3 separate regions of the Homo sapiens genome follow, and all the other regions are linked to region 3. The links are chromatin loops, found by intact Hi-C in ENCODE. Cell type or tissue: GM12878. All regions are shown on one strand. Region 1 overlaps GAB2 (GRB2 associated binding protein 2). Region 2 overlaps NARS2 (asparaginyl-tRNA synthetase 2, mitochondrial). Region 3 overlaps NARS2 (asparaginyl-tRNA synthetase 2, mitochondrial).

What was found. A loop is a pair of places that touch in the nucleus more often than their neighbours do. Peaks named below come from ENCODE experiments on the same cell type or tissue, not always from the same donor. Only the 100,000 strongest peaks of a DNase experiment are listed, where the experiment ranks them.
Region 1: a loop joins it to region 3, with 11 times the contacts of the local background. A loop is called at or near these places in 87 of 110 quality-filtered maps.
Region 2: a loop joins it to region 3, with 2.2 times the contacts of the local background. A loop is called at or near these places in 5 of 110 quality-filtered maps.

The regions. Positions count from the first base shown.
Region 1 is chr11:78,226,852-78,230,851 of GRCh38, forward strand. It overlaps GAB2 (GRB2 associated binding protein 2), which reads right to left. Exons shown (of 10, transcript NM_080491.3): 4 at 1-200. It also overlaps a transcript of USP35 not described here. Among named protein-coding and RNA genes, the nearest start is that of USP35, 40 kb to the left of the region's middle. In GM12878, a CTCF peak has its summit at 1,721 (motif pointing right); DNase peaks (open chromatin) are centred at 560 and 1,740; H3K4me3 peaks cover 749 bases; H3K27ac peaks cover 2,009 bases.
Region 2 is chr11:78,463,768-78,467,767 of GRCh38, forward strand. It overlaps NARS2 (asparaginyl-tRNA synthetase 2, mitochondrial), which reads right to left. Exons shown (of 14, transcript NM_024678.6): 11 at 2,109-2,246. Among named protein-coding and RNA genes, the nearest start is that of LINC02728, 36 kb to the left of the region's middle. RefSeq lists enhancers at 1,703-1,752, 1,923-2,162, 2,273-2,332 and a silencer at 3,559-3,726. In GM12878, no CTCF peak of the experiment used is centred here; a DNase peak (open chromatin) is centred at 1,804; H3K4me3 peaks cover 551 bases; H3K27ac peaks cover 1,839 bases.
Region 3 is chr11:78,562,349-78,566,348 of GRCh38, forward strand. It overlaps NARS2 (asparaginyl-tRNA synthetase 2, mitochondrial), which reads right to left. Exons shown (of 14, transcript NM_024678.6): 4 at 3,784-3,924. Among named protein-coding and RNA genes, the nearest start is that of NARS2, 11 kb to the right of the region's middle. In GM12878, a CTCF peak has its summit at 2,260 (motif pointing left); a DNase peak (open chromatin) is centred at 2,233; H3K27ac peaks cover 306 bases.

The DNA of each region.
Region 1 (4,000 bases), 340 kb before region 3:
AGGCCAGGCTGCGGGGGAGGTCGTAGGTACTGTCTCTGAATTCTGTATTGTGCCGGCTCGGCTTGGGAAGGCTATAGAAGCCATGGACTTGACCACTGATCCCGTTGACACAGTGTCCATTGCCCTGGGCAAGTTTTTGTACAGCTGTGTCACTCCTCATGAGAAAAGAGGCTCTGGTGCCCTGAGAGAAGCTGGCACTCCTAAAAGAGAAAGAAGGGAAAGGGCAGGAGGGTGAGACAATTACTAGCTGTGTGACCTTGAGGCAAAGCACTTTCTCTTTCTATACTTTGGTTTAGGCATCTGTAAAATGGTGACTAAAAGCATATTTTGAAGGTTGTTCAGACTCTAGTATATGAATGTTTAAACAATGTTAGACTTCATCCGTCCCCCATCTCCAAATGGCAGTTAATAGCAGGGGTTATAACCCCCACTCCCTGAACAAGTATCAATAAGCCAGATGGATTGCCTATTTGTTCACTGTTTTAAGTACCGCAGAATATGCACATTCGAACACAAATGTTGTGAGACAGTGGAAAGAACCTTTAAGTTGATGACAGGAAACAGCAAACAAGTCATTTTACCTCTCTGAGTCTATTCTGCCACTGTGAAACTAGCCCATGGGTATTGATGTTGTAAGTTGAAAAGAATTATTTGGGTCAGGTGCAGTGTGCAGTGGCTCATGACTGTAATCCCTGCACTTTGGGAGGCTGAGGTGGGAGGTTCACTTGAGGCCAGGAGTTCAAGACCAGCCTGGGAACACAATAAGACTCCATTGCCACCAAAAAAAAAAAAAAAAGAACTAGCTGGGCAGGGTGCTGCACACCTGTAGTCCTAGCTTCTGGTGAGGCTAAGGGAGGAGGATCGCTTGAACCCAGAAGTTCGAAGTTAGAGTGAGCTATGATCGCACCACTGCATTCCAGTCTAGTAAACAGAATGAGACCCTGTTTCAAAAAAACACACGCCCCAACACAAACAAACAACAAACTATTCAAACGTAAGCTCTAGATTTATTTTCTACCATGATTTATGGTTGGTTAAGAGGCATTTTGAGGGGAAAGATCTCTTTCCAGAGACCTAGAAATCTATATGAAGAATGGTTTCCTGTTTGGGAACTATATATAGAAAAAGTTTTGATTAGTACATTTTTAAATTTAGGTTTTGGGCAATAAGGCAAGCAGTAAAAAGAGAAGAGAAACAAGAGGGGAGACTTGTGTTAGGTTCCAGTACTGCTACTGATACGTGCTGTGTGTATCACCAAGCCTCCTCTCTCAGGTGGGACCTAGTACGTCACAATGATTTCTAAGGGCCCATCTGGCCCCGATGCTCTACAAGCCCTTCGTTTCACAAGAGTGGTTTTCAAACTAGATTCCAGGTTCTCTGTAAGTGCTTTGGGAAATTGGAGGGTGAGGTTCTGAGCAAGCAGGGATTTAGGTCTGCTTCTTTAGCTTGTGTATGATTCTTCATAGGATTTCACTTGGGGAAAAAAAGAATCAATCCTTTGTAGCAGGGATTCTAAGCCTTTTGGAGGCTATAGGAGTTTTTAAGATTCTGGTCAAAAGCTCTTGGAGTGTCTCATCAGAAAAGGCAAATCTCGTATACATATAAACTTGTTGGGGCTGTAATACATAATAGCCCTCTGAGGCCAATCCCTGGACCTTTTGCCTTATAGAAGCTCTCTCAGCTCCTGAGGAGTTTGTTATTTACAGATGTGGCCACCAGATGGTGTTAGAAAATAGGGGCCAGAGCTTAGAAAGAGGAAACAGGTGTGTAAAGCCAGGCTTCCTCTCATGTAAACTGTACCCACCATGATGGCTAGGAATTCCAGGTCAGTCTCCAAACCTTCACTGATGCTCCTCCTTGGGCCTCTGCACTCCTCCTCCCTTTCTGTTCCATTCCAGACACATAACCAAGCCAACAGCCATGGGCTTGGATGATTGAACATCTAGGCTTTAGATAATGTAGTGCTTAGGGAAGAGGACGGGGGTGGCGGGGGGAGCGAATGGTAGACATAAGGTGTTAATGTTGTATGCATTTTTTTGGTGCCTTTCATTTTGCTTTTTTTGGAATTTCCAACTCTCTGTTGGATGCTCCCATCTGGATTTGTTCATTTTACATTTACTGATGTCCTAATTTCCATCTGGGCCAGGCAAAAGGGATACAGAGATGCCACCTGCCCAGTGAGGGGTGGTCTGGGAATGTCACAGTAGGGCAGGAGATGACATGGATGCAAATCATTACAGTCAAGTAGGGGTGAGTATGTAGCTGCTGACAGTTGGTATCAGCCCTTGCTGGGGGTGGTGGTAGACAATGTCAGGGAAGCCTCCTTCAGAGATGTTTTATCTTGAGTGAGTCTGGAAGGATGAGCCACAACTGGCCAGGCAGAAGGCAGGAGAAGGGAAATGGTGTTCTAGTTGAAGGCTCAAAGATGTAGAACACAACCTGGCAAGTTCTAGAAACTCGAAGCTGCTCAGGCTGCAGCAAGCACATTAGAAGGCAGGGCTGAGAGAAGACACTGGAGGCCAGGCCAGGACTAAAGGGAACGGGGAGCCTCTGAAGGATTTCAAGGTGGGGATGGGGTTGCAAGAGCATCACAGGCACCCTGCAATAACCTTCAACATACTCAAGAATGAACTCATCATCTTCCTCTGGAACTCTTCTCCTCCTGCCTCTCTTATTTTGGGAATGGCAACAGTTACTCAAGCCAGAAACCTGGGAGTCACCCACATTATGATTTCTGCCCAGGGCCTCTCTGATCCTTCCATCCTACTAATATTTACTTTCCTAACTTCCCAGTGTAAACATTTTCAACACCGCCTCAATGCTTCAGGATTAAGCCCAAACTCCTAGGTTTATCCCAACTCATCTCACCAATCTTTTCTCTTTAGTTCCCTTTTCCACTCTAGGATCCAAACCAAACTTTGCAGTGTTCCCTGTGTGCCCCAGTTAGTCAAGCATTGGGCTTTGCTGCATTGTTGGGCTGTGTCTGGAAGGCTTCTTACCTCAATCTGGCAAGTTCCTACTCCATTTATCCTTCAAACTCATCTCAGAAGACACATTTTTTAAGGCCATTCTTACATCCTCTACCTCTAAGCATTGCTTAACTTAATCACTTGCTTAACTTTGTTCTTGGAGCAGGTAGCAAGTGTTACCTATATTAGGCACCATTACTACTTATCTCTGCCAACAGACTGTGATTTCCTTGAGGAAAGAAACTGTGTCTTACTCATTTTTCTCTCCTTAGCACCTAGGTTAATGCTTGTTGCATTATAAATAATGAATAAACGTTTGTTGTAAGTAAGCAAATGAATAAACAAACGTATGTTGCTGCTATCCCTTTTCCTGGGCTTGGCCCAAACCTTCTGATCAGCAGATCAAAGCCCTTCCTCTGTAGAACCCACTAGCTTACGTTCCAACTTCCCTCTACCCCGGCATCCTCCTGTCTCGCTCACAGAACTACTCACTCATCCCTAAACATGTCCTGTGTAGTCTAAACTTCAGCCCTGGTCTTGCATTACTCACCTCCCTGTGGAACGCTTCCTTGATACATCAACACCTTACACAAAGTCCACAAGAAGCCTTTTCACTCTACAAAGGTATTACAGGTCCCTAATTCTCCTTTTTATGGTAATCATTCCTTCCTCTGTGCTACCACAGCACTCTGTGCTTCCATCGCAACACTCACCTTATTCTGCCTTATGTCAGTTATTCAGGTCTGTGTCTTTCCACTTCTACCAGACCATGTGCTCCTAGAAGGCAGAGGGCCATATCCTGTACCCTGGCATAGTGCCAGGCATATGATAGATAATAGTGACACATGTTGAGGGAGACTGATTATCACCTCAGTAACCAAGTAAGAGGAGTTGAACAAGGGACTCTTGCCCAAAGTTACATACTCAGAGGGCAGGGAATTTGTTCTAGCAGCCAGGTCTCTGGGTGCCCCCACTGCGCAAACCATGCTAAAATGTGGTCCCTTTGGGCAATAATCTAGATGGGGAATTCC
Region 2 (4,000 bases), 99 kb before region 3:
AGAGACAAAACAGGCAGACAGAGAAGAGACGGTCAGACAAGAGCTGAGACAGGGAAAATCTGCCTAGACTGCCTGTATCCCTTCATAGCCCTCCCCTCACTATTTCTATTTGATAGTCCAAACCAAAGCAGTCTAAGCCTCCTCCTGCTCTGCCAAGCCAGCTTTTCCTTTGCCTGATTGTGCAGTGTCCGGAATTGGTGGGTTCTTGGTCTCACTGACTTCAACAATGAAGCCGCGGACCCTCACGGTGAGTGTTACAGTTCTTAAAGGCGGCGCGTCCGGAGTTTGTTCCTTCTGATGTTCGGATGTGTTTGGAGTTTCTTCCTTCTGGTGGGTTCGTGGTCTGGCTGGCTCAGGAGTGAAGCTGCAGACCTTCGCGGTGAGTGTTAACAGCTCTTTAGGCGGCGTGTCTGGAGTTCTTCATTCCTCCCGGTGGGCTCGTGGGCTCGCTGGCTTCAGGAGTGAAGCTGCAGATCTTCGCGGTGAGTGTTACAGCTCATAAAGGCAGTGTGGACCCAAAGAGTGAGCAGGAGCAAGATTTATTGCAAAGAGCGAAAGAACAAAACTTCCACAGTGTGGAAGGGGACCCGAGCGGGTTGCTACTGCTGGCTCGGGCAGCCTGCTTTTATTCTCTTATCTGGCCCCACCCACATCCTGCTGATTGGTAGAGCAGAGTGGTCTGTTTTGACAGGGCGCTGATTGGTACATTTACAGTCCCTGAGCTAGACACAAAGGTTCTCCACGTCCCCACCAGATTAGCTAGATACAGAGTGTCCACACAAAGGTTCTCCAAGTCCCCACCAGAGTAGCTAGACAGTGTCCACTGGTGCATTCACAACCCTGAGCTAGACACAGGGTGCTGATTGGTGTGTTTTCAAACCTTGAGCTAGATAGAGTGCTGATTGGTGTATTTACAATCCCTTAGCTAGACATAAAGGTTCTCCAAGTCCCCATCAGAGTAGCTAGAAACAGAGTGTCCACTGGTGCATTCACAAACCCTGAGCTAGACAGAGGGTGCTGTTTGGTGTGTTTACAAACCTTGAGCTAGATACAGAGTGCCGATTGGTGTATTTACAATCTCTTAGCTAGACATAAAGGTTCTCCACGTCCCCACCAGACTCAGGAGCCCAGCTGGCTTCACCCAGTGGATCCCACACTGGGGCTGCAGGTGGACCTGCCTGCCAGTCCCGCGCCATGCGCCTGCACTCCTCAGCCCTTGGGTGGTCAATGGGACTGGGCGCCGTGGAGCAGGGGGCGGCGCTCGTCAGGGAGGCTTCAGCGACACAGGAGCCCACGGAGGGGTGGGGAGGCTCAGGCATGGGGGGCTGCAGGTCCCGAGCCCTGCCCCACGGGAAGGCAGCTAAGGCCTGGCAGGAAATTGAGCACAGCTGCTGCTGGCCCAGGTGCTAAGCCCCTCACTGCCCGGAGCAGGTGGGGCCCGCCGAGCCCACACCCACCTGGAACTCGCACTGGCCCGCAAGCACCGCAGGCAGCCCTGGTTCCCGCCCATGCCTCTCCCTCCACACCACCCCACAAGCTGAGGGAGCCGGCTCCGGCCTTGGCCAGCCCAGAAAGGGGCTCCCACAGTGCAGTGGCAGGCTGAAGGGCTCCTCAAGTGCCGCCAAAGTGGGCGCCAAGGCCGAGGAGGCGCCGAGAGCGAGAGAGGGCTGTGAGGGCTACCAGCACGCTGTCACCTCTCAGTGCCACTGCTCTCATCTCTTGCCCAGTATGCCTTCCCTCCTAGGAGTCTCCTAACCAGTACTTCACCACAGACTAACAAGCTTGGTATAGCCATACAGTGTTCTAGGCCACTTCCTCTCAGTCATTACAAAACAAAACAAAACAAAATGAAACATAACAAAACGAAACAAAGAAAACCTAGATTTGCACCTGCTAAACTAAGAAGAAGACCTTGTGACAGAAATGAGGAAGTACGTTTATAGAACACTGGGATCTTCTTTGGGAAAAATTTTTAAGAGATGTCTTTGAAAAACATTATCATTTTAAGAGATAGAGTGATAGATGACATTTAAGAAAAGATCACAAAGGCTAAATGAAAAACCCAACCTAAGAGGACTAACCCCAATTTATTTAGTATCTCTTCTTACCGTGTGCTGAGGGCCATCTTCATTATCCCTCATGTAGAAAGGCTTGAGTGTTAATGGATAATTAATAACGAAGACAGGTATGTTGCCACAGTGCTTCACCAGGTACTTTTCATGTTCAGTCCGTAGGTCAGCACCCCACTGTAATGAGAAGAAAGAAATGACCAAAAGAGGAGACAGAGGTGAAATATACAATTAAGCAGCTGAAAATAACCTGCATCAATTCTAAGGGCTTCATCTTCCTGAGGCTCCATGTGTGGAGCTAGCTGCTAAGGTTACACAGCTGACTAAACAAGAGAGAGATATTTGTTAACAAGAACACCTACAGGCCTGGAAAGATGAAAGCTGAGGCCAGTAGATAGACACTATGCTTACTGTGTCCCCATTGCTCCCCCACCCCCACCCCCCAGGAGCAGACAATACAGCACCTGCAGGAAAACAAAGTCTACTTTACAAGGAGATAAAAAAAAAAACCTGACTTCAGAATCACAATTTTTAATAGTGCCTACAGCTTCTTCCACGTTATTGTTCCTAAGTCTCAGGAAATTAAATGATAGAAGATAATATTCCTAATATTGAGCCTATCTTTGGCTAAATGACTTCTCTTGGTGACTTTTGTTTTTTTTGAGACAGAGTCTGGCTGTGTCGCCCAGGCTAGAGTGCAGTGGTGCAATCTCGGCTCACTGCAACCTCTGTCTCCCGGGTTCAAGTGATTCTCCTGCCTCAGCCTCCCAAGTAACTGGGACTTCAGGTGCCCGCCACCATGCCCGGCTATTTTTTTTGTATTTTCAGTAGAGATGGGGTTTCACTACGTTGGCCAGGCTGGTCTTGAACTCCTGATTTCGTGATCTGCCCACCTTGGCCTCCCAAAGTGCTGGGATTACAGGTGTGAGCCACAGTGATGGCCGGTGACTTCTTTTTAAATAAAAAGAGTCAACTCATGTATGAGATGCTCTTTGATGAATATTTATTAACTCTGTTCAATATATTTATTAAGCAAATACTAATGTGCCTATTAAATTCCAGGTACCATATGATATACTGGATATAGTGGTAAGAAAAAGTTATAATCCCTGACTTCATGAAGCTTCCAGGGTTAGGAGAAAAAGAAATGAAAACTTACACAAAGAATTGATCATAAATATAACAAACAGAGGTTACTTTTGTAATACATAAAGATCTGACTTAATTGGGATTGAACCGGTACAAGGAATAGTTTAAACACAAAGGTTAACATTATCTTATTACTACCACTTGTTTGGCAGTATCTTAGTTACAGGAAAAAATAACTGGAATAGGAAAAGAGTTTTGCCTCCAACATTATACATATGTCCATTGACAGACCATGTGGTCTCTCTGGACCTATATCATTGCCAATAAAATAAAAAAGCTCTGGCCAGGCATGGTGGCTCATGCCTTTAATCCCAGCACCTTGGGAAGCCGAGGAGTGCTTGAGCACAGAAGCCCGAGACTAGCCTAGGCAACATAACCCTGTCTCTACAAAAAATAAAAAAATCAGCCAGACCTGGTGGCACGCACCTGTAGTCCCAGATAGTTGGGAGACTGAGTTGGGAGGAATGATGAGAGCCTGGGAGGTGGAATCTGCAGTGAGCCATGTTTGCACCACTGCACTCCAGCCTCGGCAACACAGAGAGATCTTGTCTTTCAAAAAATAAATAAATAAATAAATAAATAAATTAATTAATTAATTAAATACAATAAAAAATAAACAAAGGAGTTCCTTCACAGAAAGAGAGAGTTGTACAGTGGTTGTCAGGGGTCTGGGAATGGGGCAAATGAGGTGATATTTGTCAAAGTGTATACACTTTCAGTTATAAGATGAACAAGTTCTGGGGATCTAATGTACAGTGTGGGTAATGACAGATGTGTTAACT
Region 3 (4,000 bases):
GGGCCTGGGGGATTAAGGTGGCAGTAAGCCATGACTGCACCACTGCACTCCAGCCCGGACAACAGTATGAGACTTCATCTCAAAACAACAACAACAAAAATACTTCACATAGTCAGTGGCAGGCTTTGAAAACGCTGCCATACAGAGAAGAACAATCCCTGATACTCACAGGAAGAACCTCGACTCACTGAGAAAGAAAGAGCAGAATCTTTTCTACTGGCTCACTGAGGAAGAGGGGAAAGTAAGTAATTCATTTTAGGAACACTTCCACTGGAATTTAGAAAAAATTGGTGCCTAAAGAGAAAATTCCTCAGTTATTTCAGAAACTTGGCTTTACTGAATGACTCATTCCTTGAGGATTCTAAATAGCCAAGTTTTAGTACATAACAAGTATGTCAGTTTTATGAGCAAACAAGGTTATACAAAAAATATTTTTCATACTCAAACCAAGAAATAACCTTAGATCCTTAAAGTGTCTTAAAAGTACTGTTCAAGTTTCCATTTTTCCCCCACATTTCTATATTTTAATTAACAAAACTGAAACTTACGAAAATTTTTTATTTGGAGGCTTAACATCTTTTAGCAAACCCAAAGTAACAGATCAAAGAAACACTACAAAATACTAGGTAACATATAACTATTACTTAATATGCCTTATAGTACTACAGAAAGGGTTCTTTAAACAACTAATCCTAAGTATCACACATAAAGGTAGATAACTATCACACATAAAGGTAGGTAACAGAATTATATTCTCCAGGTCTTTACAAATACTAAGTGAATTTATTACTACTCAAAAAGTGTCTATTTTTGTAACTACTCTATCACGAATGGTGCTAAAATTCAAGTTATTTCCAACCACTTGAATTTTTTTTTTTTTTTTTTTTTGAGACAGAGTCTTACTCTGTCGCCAGGTTGGAGTGCAGTGGCGCAATCTCGGTTCACTGCAACCTCCGCCTCCCGGATTCAAGTGATTCTCCTGCCTCAACCTCCCAAGTAGCTGGGACTACAGGCACGCAACACCACGCCCAGCTAATTTTTGTATTTTTAGTAGACACGGGGTATCACCATGTTGGCCAGGATGGTCTCGATCTCTTGACCTCGTGATCTGCCTGCCTCGGCCTCCCAAAGTGCTGAGATTTCAGGAGTGAGCCACAGCGCCCGGCCATGAATGTTTTTCAAATTTCATTTTAGTAATTTTTGGCCAGGGTTGGTGGCTCACGCCCGCAATCCCAGCACTTTGGGAGGCTGAGGTGGTTGGATCACCTGAGGTCAGGAGTTAGACCAGCCTGGCCAACATAGTGAAACCCCGTCTCTACTAAAAATACAAAAATTAGCTGGGTGTGGTGGCACGCACCTGTAGTCCTAGCTACCTGGGAGGTTGTGGGAGGAGAATCCCTTGAACCCAGGAGGCGGAGGTTGCAGTGAGCCAAGATCATGCCACTGCACTCCAGCCTGGGCAACAGAGTGAACTCTGTATCAAAAAAAAAAAAAAAAAAAAAAATATATATATATATATATGTATACACACACACAGTATTATTATTATTATTATTATTATTATTATTATTGAGATGGAATCTCGCTCTGTTGCCCAGGCTGGAGTGCAGTGGCGCAGTCTCTACTCACTGCAACCTCCGCCTCCCGGGTTCAAGCAATTCTACCTCAGCCTCCCGAGTAGCTGGAACTACAGGCACACGCCACCATACCCAGCTAATTTTTTTGTATTTTAGTAAAGACAGGGTTTCACCGTGTTGCCAGGGCTGGTCTTGAACTCCTGAACTCAGGCAATCCGCCTGCCTTGGCCTCCCAAAGTGCTAGGATTACAGGTGTGAGCCACTGTGCCCAGTAATAATAATATTTTTAAGACAGGATCTCACTCTCCTGCCCAGGCTGGAGTTCAGTGGCACAAACACGGATCACTGCAGCCTCCACCTCCTGGGCTCAAGTGATCCTCCTGCCTCAGCTTCCTGAGTAGGTGGGACTATAGGCACATGCCACCATGCCTGGCTAATTATTTTTACTAGAGACCAAGTCTCACTATGTTGCCTAGGCTGGTCTCCAACTCCTGGGCTCAAAAGATCCTCCTGCCTCAGCCTCCCCAAGTGCTGGGATTACAGATGTGAACCACTGCACCCTGACTACTTTATTTTTTTATTTCAATTTTTTTTTAGCTTGTCTTACTTTTTAATTGTTTACATATCTCTAAAAGTTTCAAGTAATCAATGTATAGTGTAGTCTACTTGTCAATACCACCACCTAGTGGCCAAAAGCCTACAAAACCTTCAGAACTAATAATTTATCAGCTGTTGAAGCCATGTGGTTAAAAAACAAAAAGGTATTTTTACAATTGTGTGGTTCAAGCAGTACTGAAAATCCACATGGAAGCTGCATAGCAAAGTTTCTGACAGCATGTGTAACTGGACCCCTACAAACTATAATGGGATAACATTATATAATTTGATTTATTTTCCTTTGTCTTATCAAAAGCATATGCCTTAAAGCCATGATGTTCTTTAGCTCTTTGACCAAAAGTGAATCTGAAGGAGCTTTTTCAAGGGGCAAGAACCTTCTTGGTGAGACTGGGGCTGTGTGAATTTGGATACAGCCCAAGGGAAGTCTATAACCACTATTACACAACCTCTGCAAATTAGGTGGATCTGGAGAAGTACCACAGGAAGCCTCACAAAACCACGTGGAATAACAATAAACTTTATCTGCTGGATCACTCCTTGTCTTTGGGGCCCTCCCATCCACAGGGAGAGAAGGTCCCTTCACCTTAGCAACTTGTCAACCACATTAAACTGTGGCTTTCCCAGGTAGAGGGAAATGGTTGAGAAGCAAAGCTAAATGAGACAAAATGTCCTTAGTCATTAGATAGACCTACTTGATCAACACCAGTAACTCTTTAAAATTAGTGCTTACTTTACACAAAATATAGATCTATGACCAAGATGGAGAAACAGGAAACCAAAAACACTGTAAAACAACAACAAAAACAGTAACAATAAAAAGCAAACCTCATGAAACAATAGTTTTCAAGACAACAACAAAAGCCATCTCTCTCTGAGATGGGAAACAAACATGGTAAACCCCTACCAGTAGACCAGCTTACTACCTTGAGATCTTTCAGGCCACAGCACAGGGAAGGGGAAAAAGTAAGGTAGAGCCCAGCAGACTCCCTGAGTTGAAGAGACACAACTCAGAGTCTGGAGAGACCCAAGTGGCTAGAGTTCATACGCTAGAATATCAGAGAGAGAGCTGCAGAGGGCCACCTTGCAGTATTAGGTAGATCAGTGCATTTGTGTGAGGAAACTATCCAATGCTAGGGAAAGAACCATCTAAAAAGATTAGAGAAAACAGTGCCCAGTGCTCACATGCTGGCTGGAAACAATACCTGTTCCACAAACTAGAAAAACTCATCATTCTCAAGGCTGTAGGTCGGGACCTGAGGAAGGCTTTGCCTCAGTGAGGAATAAATAGTACTAGACTGAGCACTGCTACAGACCTGCTTAACAAATCACATAAGCAAGACCTCAAAGGATCAAAGCGATATCAATAGCTGTGTGCAAACCCACAACACCCAACAAGGTAAAATTCACAATGTCTGGCACCCAAAGCTAGGTCATGTAGAGTCAAGAAACCATAACCCATAATGAAGAGACCAATCAAAACTAACCCATAACTAACAGACATGTTAACATCAGGAGAAAAAGACACAACTGTTTTTAAACAGTTATTAAAACTGTTTAAAGGGTCAAGAGGGAACTTTTAGGATCTTACCTTAAAGAAAGAATGAATAGCAGCTGTCGCTTCACTGCGAATCCTCAATATAGAACCCAGAACGTTAGTCCTACACCTAAAGTGAGGATATTGTCGCAGATACTCCAGAGGATGCCTCTCTTTATATTTGATGGGGAAATCCTGCCAATAAATGAAAAGAACAAATTAGAAGTCAAAAGAGATACTGTTTAATAAAATCAGTTTCCAGGGTATTTCT